2 separate regions of the Homo sapiens genome follow, and region 1 is linked to region 2. Evidence: read pairs that join two places in POLR2A ChIA-PET (ENCODE). Cell type or tissue: A673. All regions are shown on one strand. Each heading gives the region's core, and the rest is flanking DNA. Links, peaks and the distances in the headings are about the cores only. Region 1 overlaps LOC124903837. Region 2 has its middle 12 kb from the start of CTNNBIP1.

Region 1 (4,387 bases), core at 130-4,129, 300 kb before region 2:
CCCTCTTGCCTTTAACCTCCAAACTGCCCTTGATCATTCTGGGGGCATGGGCCAAGCTAATTTTGGGAGGAATTTAGTTTATGGTTTAACCTTAAAGCGAGGATGAAAATAACCCTTCCCAAAACTAAACCGGATTGGTAAGACTAATGAAAGGCTACAAGGTCAGGATTGTGAGAGGGGCCTGAATTATGTAAAATGTAGGTGTAGTTATAAATGATTACCAGCCATTGTTCCGGGGCTCATAAGATTTGCAATTTCTCCAGTTGCTCCTGTAAGTAACATCACTATTGTATAATTTAAGATTGGCCTTTTGTGATATCTTTTCAGACTTTGTATTTCTGAAGACCAGGTGCTCCACCCAGCCAGAGACTCAGGACTCAGCTGGTCCTGTGGCCCCTACCCAGAAGTGGAATCAGTAGAGAGGACCAGTTTCCATACCCCTATGATTGCATCCCCAACCAGTCAGCCACACCCACCCTCTAGCCACCTGCCCACCAAACTATCTTTAAAAACCCTAGTCTCTGAATTTTCCAGGAGGGTAAATTGAGTAACAGCAAAACTGTGGTCTCCTGTTTAACCAACTTTGTGTGAATTAAACTCTTTCCTTTGCAATTTCCACCCCCCGCGTTTTGTTTTTTGTTTGTTTGGTTTTTGTTTGTTTGTTTGTTTTTGAGACGGAGTCTTGCTCCGTTACCCAGGCTGGAGTAGAGTGACACAATCTCAGCTCACTGCAACCTCCATCTCCTGGGTTCAAGCGATTCTCCTGCTTCAGCCTCCCGAGTAGCTGGGATTACAGGCGCCCGCCACCATGCCCAGCTAATTTTCCGTGTCTTGATAAATCGGCTCTATCTGGGCTGTTACATGAGGGCCACTGGGGATGTCCCAGGTGGCAGCTCCTCACCAGTCTCATGCTGGAAGACACTGGGGAAACTGGATCCATTGATCACTTTGCTTCCTTGGAACTGTTATGGGGAAGGTGCCTGTGCCACCCACACTCCATACTTAGTCTGTGAGGTTTAAGACTCGGGTAGGGGTCAGGGTATAGATCCTCCCCCACCCCCTCAGTCTGGCGGTGCAGGGATAGGAATGGACATTTTCATCTTCATACCATAATTTTTTTTTTTTTTTTTTTTTTGAGACGGAGTCTCGCTCTGTCACCCAGCCTGGAGTGCAGTGGCACGATCTTGGCCCACTGCAACTTCCGCCTCCCGGGTTCACACCATTCTCCTGCCTCAGCCTCCCGAGTAGCTGGGACTACAGGTGGCTGCCACCATGCCCGGCTAATTTTTTGTATTTTTAGTAGAGATGGGGTTTCACCATGTTAGCCAGGATGGTCTCGATCTCCTGACCTCGTGATCTACCCACCTGGGCCTTCCAAAGTGCTAGGATTATAGGTGTGAGCCACCGCGCCCAGCCTATATCATAATTTTTTTTAAGCAATGATGGGGTTGCGCCTCCACCCCTTCCAGCAAAATGAAAAGAATAAATAAGAGCCTGTCCGGACAGCGTGTTAACTTCCAGTCCCTTCTAGATTGGACTCTGGATGCATGTTCATCTTCTCTGATAGATAAACATTCCCAGGCCGGGCGCGGTGGCTCAAGCCTGTAATCCCAGCACTTTGGGAGGCCGAGGCGGGCGGATCACGAGGTCAGGAGATCGAGACCATCCCGGCTAAAACGGTGAAACCCCGTCTCTACTAAAAATACAAAAAATTAGCTGGGCGTAGTGGCGGGCGCCTGTAGTCCCAGCTACTTGGGAGGCTGAGGCAGGAGAATGGCTTGAACCCGGGAGGCAGAGCTTGCAGTGAGCCGAGATCCCGCCACTGCACTCCAGCCTGGGCAACAGAGCGAGACTCCGTCTCAAAAAAAAAAAAAAAAAAAAAAAAACAAACATTCCCAGAGAGGGTTTTTATGATGATTAGCTTCCTTCTGGACAATCTACCTTTAATCAGATAAGAGAAATTCAGGAAAAGCCCCTTTGTGCATTTGCTGGTTTCCAAATCCCTTCAGTTTGAAGTCATCATCATAGCAATGCGGCATATTTTGGGATGTTATTTCCTGGATTCCTTCAGCAGCCACCTGCTGTTGGGTATTTAGGCTTAATTAAAGTTGGCAAGGCATGCTCAGCTAGAGGCTCAGCTGCATGGGAGATGAGTTATAGGAAGTCCTATGTACGTAAGGGAAGCTCAGAACACTTTTATTGCACATTTTAAATAAATGCCTCTGGGCCGGGTGCAGCGGCTCAGGCCTGTAATCCCAGCACTTTGGGAGGCCAGGGCGGGTGGATCACCTGAGGTCAGGAGCTCAAGACCAGCCTGGCCAACATGGTAAAACCCTGTCTCTACTAAAAATACAAAAATTAGCTGGGTGTGGTGGTGCATGCCTGTAATACCAGCTACTAGGGAGGCTGAGGTATGAGAATCACCTGAACCCAGGAGGCGGAGGTTGCAGTGAGCCTAGATCACACCACTGCATTCCAGCCTTAAAGAGCAAGACTCTGTCAGAAAGGAAGGAAGAAAGAAAGAGAGAGACAGAGAAAAAGAAAGAGAGGAAAGAAGGAAAGAAAAAGACAAAGAAAAGAGGAAGGAAGGAAGGAAGGAAAAGAAAGAAAGAGAGAGAAAGATGGTCTGGAGTTAGAAGGTTCAGTTGAATTGTTTGGGGTGACAAGGCAGGAGAAACTGACTCTACCAGGCTATGGACCCAGGTTCCCTGTCCTCTGCCTTCCCACCTATCACAGTGGGCGAACTGTCCATGCTGCCATCCCAGCCCATACCCCACACCTCCTACCCACCACACCTGATCCCAGTCTGCTCAAGGACCCGGTTACGGCAGCTGCCCACCCCTCCCTCCTCTCCCTCTTCTTCCTCCTCACCGCTTTTCCTTTTTCCTGGGTTACTCCCAGGATTACTCGCAAACAGGCCGCCATTTTTCCCTCCCATCTGGAGACACCTTTTTTTTTTTTTTTTTTTGAGAAGGAGTCTCGCTCTGTCGCCCAGGCTGGGGTGCAATGGCGCCATCTGGGCTCACTGCAAGCTCCGCCTCCCAGGTTCACGACATTCTCCTGCCTCAGCCTCCTGAGTAGGAGTAGGTGCCTGGGACTACAGGCACCCGCCACCATGCCCCGCTAATTTTTTTTTTTTTTTTTTTTTTTGTATTTTTAGTAGAGACGAGGTTTCACCTTGTTAGCCAGGATGGTCTCAATCTCCTGACCTCGTGATCCACCCGCCTCGGCCTCCCAAAGTGCTGGGATTACAGGCGTGAGCCACCGCGCCAGGCTGGAGATACCTTTCTTTAGGGTATATGTCTTCATTGTATTTTGTTTTTTTTGTTTGTTTGTTGGGTTTTGTTTTGTTTTTTTTTGAGAGTTTGAGATTTTTCTCTTTTTATTTATTTTAGAGACAGGGTCTTACTCTGTTGCCCAGGCTGAAGTGCAATGGCACAATCAGCTCACTGCCTCAAACTCCTGGGCTCAAGCAATCCTCCTGCCTCAGCCTCCTAAGTAGCTAGGACCACAGGTGTGCACCACCACACCCAGATAGTTTTTAAAATCTTTTGTAGAGACAGGGTCTTGCTATGTTGCCCAGACTGGTCTCAAACTCTTGGCCTCAAGCGATCCTCCCACCTAAGCCTTCCAAAGCGCAGGGATTACAGGCCTGAGCCAGTGTGCCAGGCCACAAACTTTTTTTTCTTTTTTTTTTTTTTTTTTTTTTTTGAGATGGAGTTTCGCTCTGTCACCCAGGCTGGAGTGTGGTGGTATGATCTTGGCTCACTGAAACCTCCGCCTTCTGGGTTCAAGCGATTCTCCTGCCTCAGCCTCCCAAGAAGCTGGGATTACAGGCATGCGCCCCCACACCCGGCTAATTTTTGCATTTTTAGTAGAGACAGGGTTTCACCATGTTGGCCAGGCTGGTCTCAAACTCCTGATCTCGGGCAGTCTGCCCACCTTTGCCTCCCAAAGTGCTGGGATGACAGGCATGAGCCACCACGCCCGGCAGATTTTTCAAGATATAATATCAAGTTGAGGGACAGCTCTCCCTCTTTGCCTTTCATTTCTTTCCTTCCCTTCCTTGGAAATTCAGTCCAAAAGGCACTGGGGGAGTTACAAGCCATGGAGCGGCCCCCCTGGGTGGCCAGGTGTGCCCATCAGACCTCCAGCCAGGTGAGGGTGGAAGTCACCCAGGAGGGCGACCTGCTGGGAGGTATCAGAGCCTGGCAGGGGTGGAGAGGAGGGAGTCCTCTCAGGGAGTCAGAGTGGAGTGAGAAAGGCAATTGGTGGGGTGTGGGAGCCCGAGTGGGGTGAGGCGGCACCTGGGACATGGCACTGGTGACCAAGGGCCCTACCCCACTTTACTCTTCTCCCTAGCACTTACCACTGTGCAAGATGTTAG
Region 2 (4,387 bases), core at 289-4,288:
CTTTTTTTGTTTTGTTTTTTTGAGACAAGGTCTTGCTATGTTGCCCAGGCTGGTCTGGAACTCCTGGACTCAAGTGATCCTTCTGCCTCATCCTTTCAAGTAGCTGGGATTACAGGGCAAAACCACTGTGCTGGCCTTGGCATTTTCCATTCTGATGGAAACCAAGTAAATGGTAGAGTCTACTGCTTTATTCATCCTAAGCCACTTTGCTTTAGCCCCTAAAAAACCTGCTTTAATTTTCTCGAGGCCTTTAACATATATGGTATAAAATTGGTATATTATCAGCTTTGAGCATTTAAGGAACAGTTTAGTATCCATGAGCCCAATTTTCTCATTGAGTCTCTGGATGCAGTATGCATATGATTTCTCGGTGACCAGAAGCACTTGCTATAACAATAAATGTCACAAGGAGTTTCAGAAACAAATTGTTCCCTTTCTTGCAGTCACTTCTGTGTAAACACAAGATGAAGTTCTTTCTATCAGGGTTGGCTCTACCTGCCCCAAAATGCTCACTCTTCTCTTTTTTTTTTTTTGAAACCAGGTCTCACTCTGTCACCCAGGCTGGAGCACAGTGGCATGACCTCAGCGGACTGCAACCTCAGCCTCCCATGCTCAAGTGATCCTCCCACCTCAGCTTTGTGAGTAGCTGGGATTACAGGCACGCAACCTCCTATAGTCATAGGCGCGTGCCACCACACCCAGCTAATTTCTGTATTTTTTTTGTAGAGATGGGGACTTGCCATGTTGCCCAGGCTGGTCTCAAACTCCCGAGCTCAAGTGATCCAGCCCCCTAGACTTCCCAAAGTGTTGGGATTACAGGCATGAGCCACCGCGCCCAGCCAAGAATGCACTCTCTTCAGCCAATTACTCTGAGGCTACCGATTCTACAGTGGGTTCCAAATGAAAGAAGAGAAAGTCATAGCAGGTACTCAAGTTTATGATGGATGGGTCTGGCATAATGCTTTGTACTCTCATTAATGTTGGGTTTTTGTTTGTTTTTTAGATGGCGTCTCGCTCTGTTGCCCAGGCTGGAGTGCAATGGTGTGATCTTGGCTCACTGCAACCTCCGCCTCCCCAGTTCAACCAATTCTCCTGCCTCAGTTTCCTGAGTAGCTGGGACTACAGGCATGTGCCACCATGCCCAGATAATTTTTGTATTTTTAGTAGAGACGGGGTTTCTTTTTTGGGGTGGGGGGACAGAGTCTTGCTCTGTTGCCAGGCTGGAGTGCAGTGGTGCAATCTCGGCTCACTGCAACCTCCGCCTCCCAGGTTCAAGCGATTCTCCTGCCTCAGCCTCCCAAGTAGCTGGGACTACAGGTGCACACAACCACGCCCAGCTAATTTTTCTATTTTTAGTAGAGTTGGGGTTTCACCATGTTGGCCAGGATGGTCTCGATCTCCTGACCTCGTGATCCACTCGCCTCGGCCTCCCAAAGTGCTGGGATTACAGGCATGAGCCACTGCGCCCGGCTGAGACAGGGTTTCACCTCGTTAGCCAGGATGGTCTCGATCTGTTGACTTCGTGGTCTGCCCACCTCAGCCTCCCAAAGTGCTGGGATTACAGGTGTGACCCACCGTGCCCGGCCTTTTTTTTGTTTTTAATTTGAGACGGTGTCTCGATCTGTTGCCCAGACTGGAGTGCAATGGTGTGATCTCGGCTCACTGCAACCTCTGCATCCCAGGTTGAAGCGATTCTCCTGCCTCAGCTCCCCAAGTAGCTGGGAATACAGGCATGTGCCACTATGTCCAGCTAATTTTTGTATTTTTAGTAGAGACGGGGTTTCACCATGTTGGCCAGGCTGGTCTCAAACTCCTGACCTCAGGTGATCCACCTGCCCCAGACTCCGAAAGTGCTGGGATTACAGGCATTAAGCCACCACACCCGGCCTATACTCTCATTAATTTTTAGATGTAATTTATTATTTGAAGAGAAAAGAAAATCTCTGCATTTCCCAAAAGCGCTTACATCATATTCTTGTGCTGGGCTTTAACTTGGGTTCATCCTTTGCTTCCATTCTTGCAGTTACGCATGTATTCACAGGTCCTGGATCTTTAACAGGAAGCTAATCTTGCTGGGGACATCAATATTTTTGCTGGGGTGTGAGTCTAGCAGGTAGTTCATGTAACTTGGGGGCCGTCCTGGGGAGCGAAAGTGAACTATTTTTAGCTGACTTCAAGTGGAGGCAATTCACTTAAAGAATTCAAAGGCTTTGGCAATATCCTAGATTGACTTTAATGAGTAGCCTGAAATAGCTACAGGCTCCAGGGGGTAGACCGAACCTATTGAGGGCCTCTCCTAGGAGATAAAAAGGCGCTTACATAGCTTGCCTCATAAAGTAGTGTCAGCTTCTTCCCTGCCCCTAGCACAGTGCTCAGCATGGGAGCATTTCTGCTCATCTTATTAATTGGTGGCTAACTATAGACAGAACAGAAAGAGGCACTTATTTCACTAATATGCAGAAGCACGTTCTTAGGAAAGAGAGGAAGGCAGGCTCACAGAGGAGGATGCAGGCAGGCCTCAAACAAGCATCCAGGTGACACTTAGGACATTTTAAAACAGCTTTGAGTAGGCAATTCCCATTTAATTTCTTTTCAGAGTAGGAAACATATAGAAGCAGCATGCTAAAGGGGCTGCAGGGTCTGAAAAGGATAAAGGAACTAGTTTTAATTTGCCTTCCATTTCTGCTGCTAATGACACCCTACTGAGACAGACTATACTATAACACATACATTCCCACCAACTCAATCACATTCTTTCATTAGGATGTCTTGGGCTATTATAAGATCTTTTTAGCACAACTTTTAAGAGAAGGAAATATAACAGAAAAAGTAATTTACCTCACCTCCAGGAAAGGAAAAGACAGGAGTAACAGAATTGTAGGCTTTTTCCCACAGTAGGGACTCCCAGTTAATTTTATGATCTTCATTTCCCATTATTTCAAATAGCAAGACCATGAATACACAGGCTTCCCTTGGTCAACCCAAATACAATGCCTCCATTTTATTTATTTTATTGTTTTTGAGATGGAGTCTTGCCCTGTCACTGAGGTATGATCTTGGCTCACTGCAACCTCCGTCTCCCAGGATCAAGTGATTCTCCCTGCCTCAGCCTCCTGAGTAGCTGGGATTACAGGCACCTGCCACCACGCCCAGCTAATTTTTGTGGTTTCAGTAGAGACAGGGTTTCGCCATGTTGGCCAGGCTGATCTCGAACTCCTGACCTTAGGTGATCAGCCTGCGTCAGCCTCCCAAAGTGCTGGGATCACAGGCATGAGCCACCGCACCTGGCCCAATGCTTCTTTTTTTTTTTTTTTTTTTTTTTTTTTAAGAGATGGGGTCTCACTATAATGCCTAGGCTGGACTAGAACTCTAGGGCTCAAGCAGTCCTTCTGCCTCAGCCTCCCAAGTATAGTATAGAATTTTTGAAATGCATATTTTAAGATTTATGCTTTTCTGCTAGCATTGGGTCAAGAAAAAAAGAGAAAAAAATATTTTAAATATTTTGTGAAGTAGCATTATATTGCTTTTATTTATATTTATATATATTTTTTGAGACAGAGTCTTGCTCTGTCACCCAGGCTGGAGTGTAATGGCACAATCTTGGCTCACTGCGACCTCTGCCTCCCAGGTTCAAGCGATTCTCCCGCCTCAGCCTCCCGAGTAGCCGGGATTACAGGCATGAGCCACCACGCCCGGCTAATTTTTGTATTTTTGTAGAGATGGGGTTTCACCATGTTGGCCAGGCTGGTCTCAAACTGCTGACTTCAGGTGATCCACCCACCTCAGCCTCCCAAAGTGCTGGGATTACAGGTGCCTGCCACCATGCCCAGCTAATTTTTTGTATTTTTAGTAGACCCGGGGTTCCCCCATCTTGGCCAGGCTGGTCTCGAACTCCTGATCTCGTGATCCACCCGCCTCGGCCTCCCAAAGTGCTGGGATTACAGGCATGAGCCACTGTGCCCAGCCAATAGTTGTTTTTCATTGTTGGGTCAACTTAAAACACAACTTTCTCACTGTAAAACAAACCTCTACAGGGATGCCGCTATATATCTAAATGTATTAACAATAAAACACTTAATTGTCTTATTTGGGGAAAAAAAAGGCTCTATCCAATATCCATATTATTTTATTTTATTTATTTATTTATTTTTTTGAGACGGAGTCTTGCTCTGTCACCCAGGCTGGAGTGCAGTGGCGCGATCTCAGCTCACTGCAACCTCCGCCTCCCGGGTTCAAGCGATTCTCCTGCCTCAGCCTCCCAAATAGCTGGGACTACAGGCGCATGCCACCATGCCCAGCTAATTTTTTGTATTTTTACTAGAGATGGGGTTTCACCGTGTTAGCCAGGATAGTCTCCATCTCCTGACCTTGTGATCCGCCCACCTCC

Evidence for each region. ChIA-PET counts read pairs that join two places held together with the same protein. Peaks named below come from ENCODE experiments on the same cell type or tissue, not always from the same donor. Only the 100,000 strongest peaks of a DNase experiment are listed, where the experiment ranks them.
Region 1: POLR2A ChIA-PET joins it to region 2 with 5 read pairs; 4 of 35 experiments call an interaction of 5 or more read pairs at or near these places.

Annotation. Positions count from the first base shown.
Region 1 is chr1:9,621,699-9,626,085 of GRCh38, forward strand. It overlaps LOC124903837, which reads left to right. Exons shown (of 2, transcript XM_047436734.1): 2 at 328-618. The coding sequence ends at 547. Among named protein-coding and RNA genes, the nearest start is that of PIK3CD, 28 kb to the right of the region's middle. In A673, for the core only: no CTCF peak of the experiment used is centred there; a DNase peak (open chromatin) is centred at 2,113.
Region 2 is chr1:9,920,220-9,924,606 of GRCh38, forward strand. It overlaps a transcript of LZIC not described here. Among named protein-coding and RNA genes, the nearest start is that of CTNNBIP1, 12 kb to the left of the region's middle. In A673, for the core only: no CTCF peak of the experiment used is centred there; a DNase peak (open chromatin) is centred at 2,312.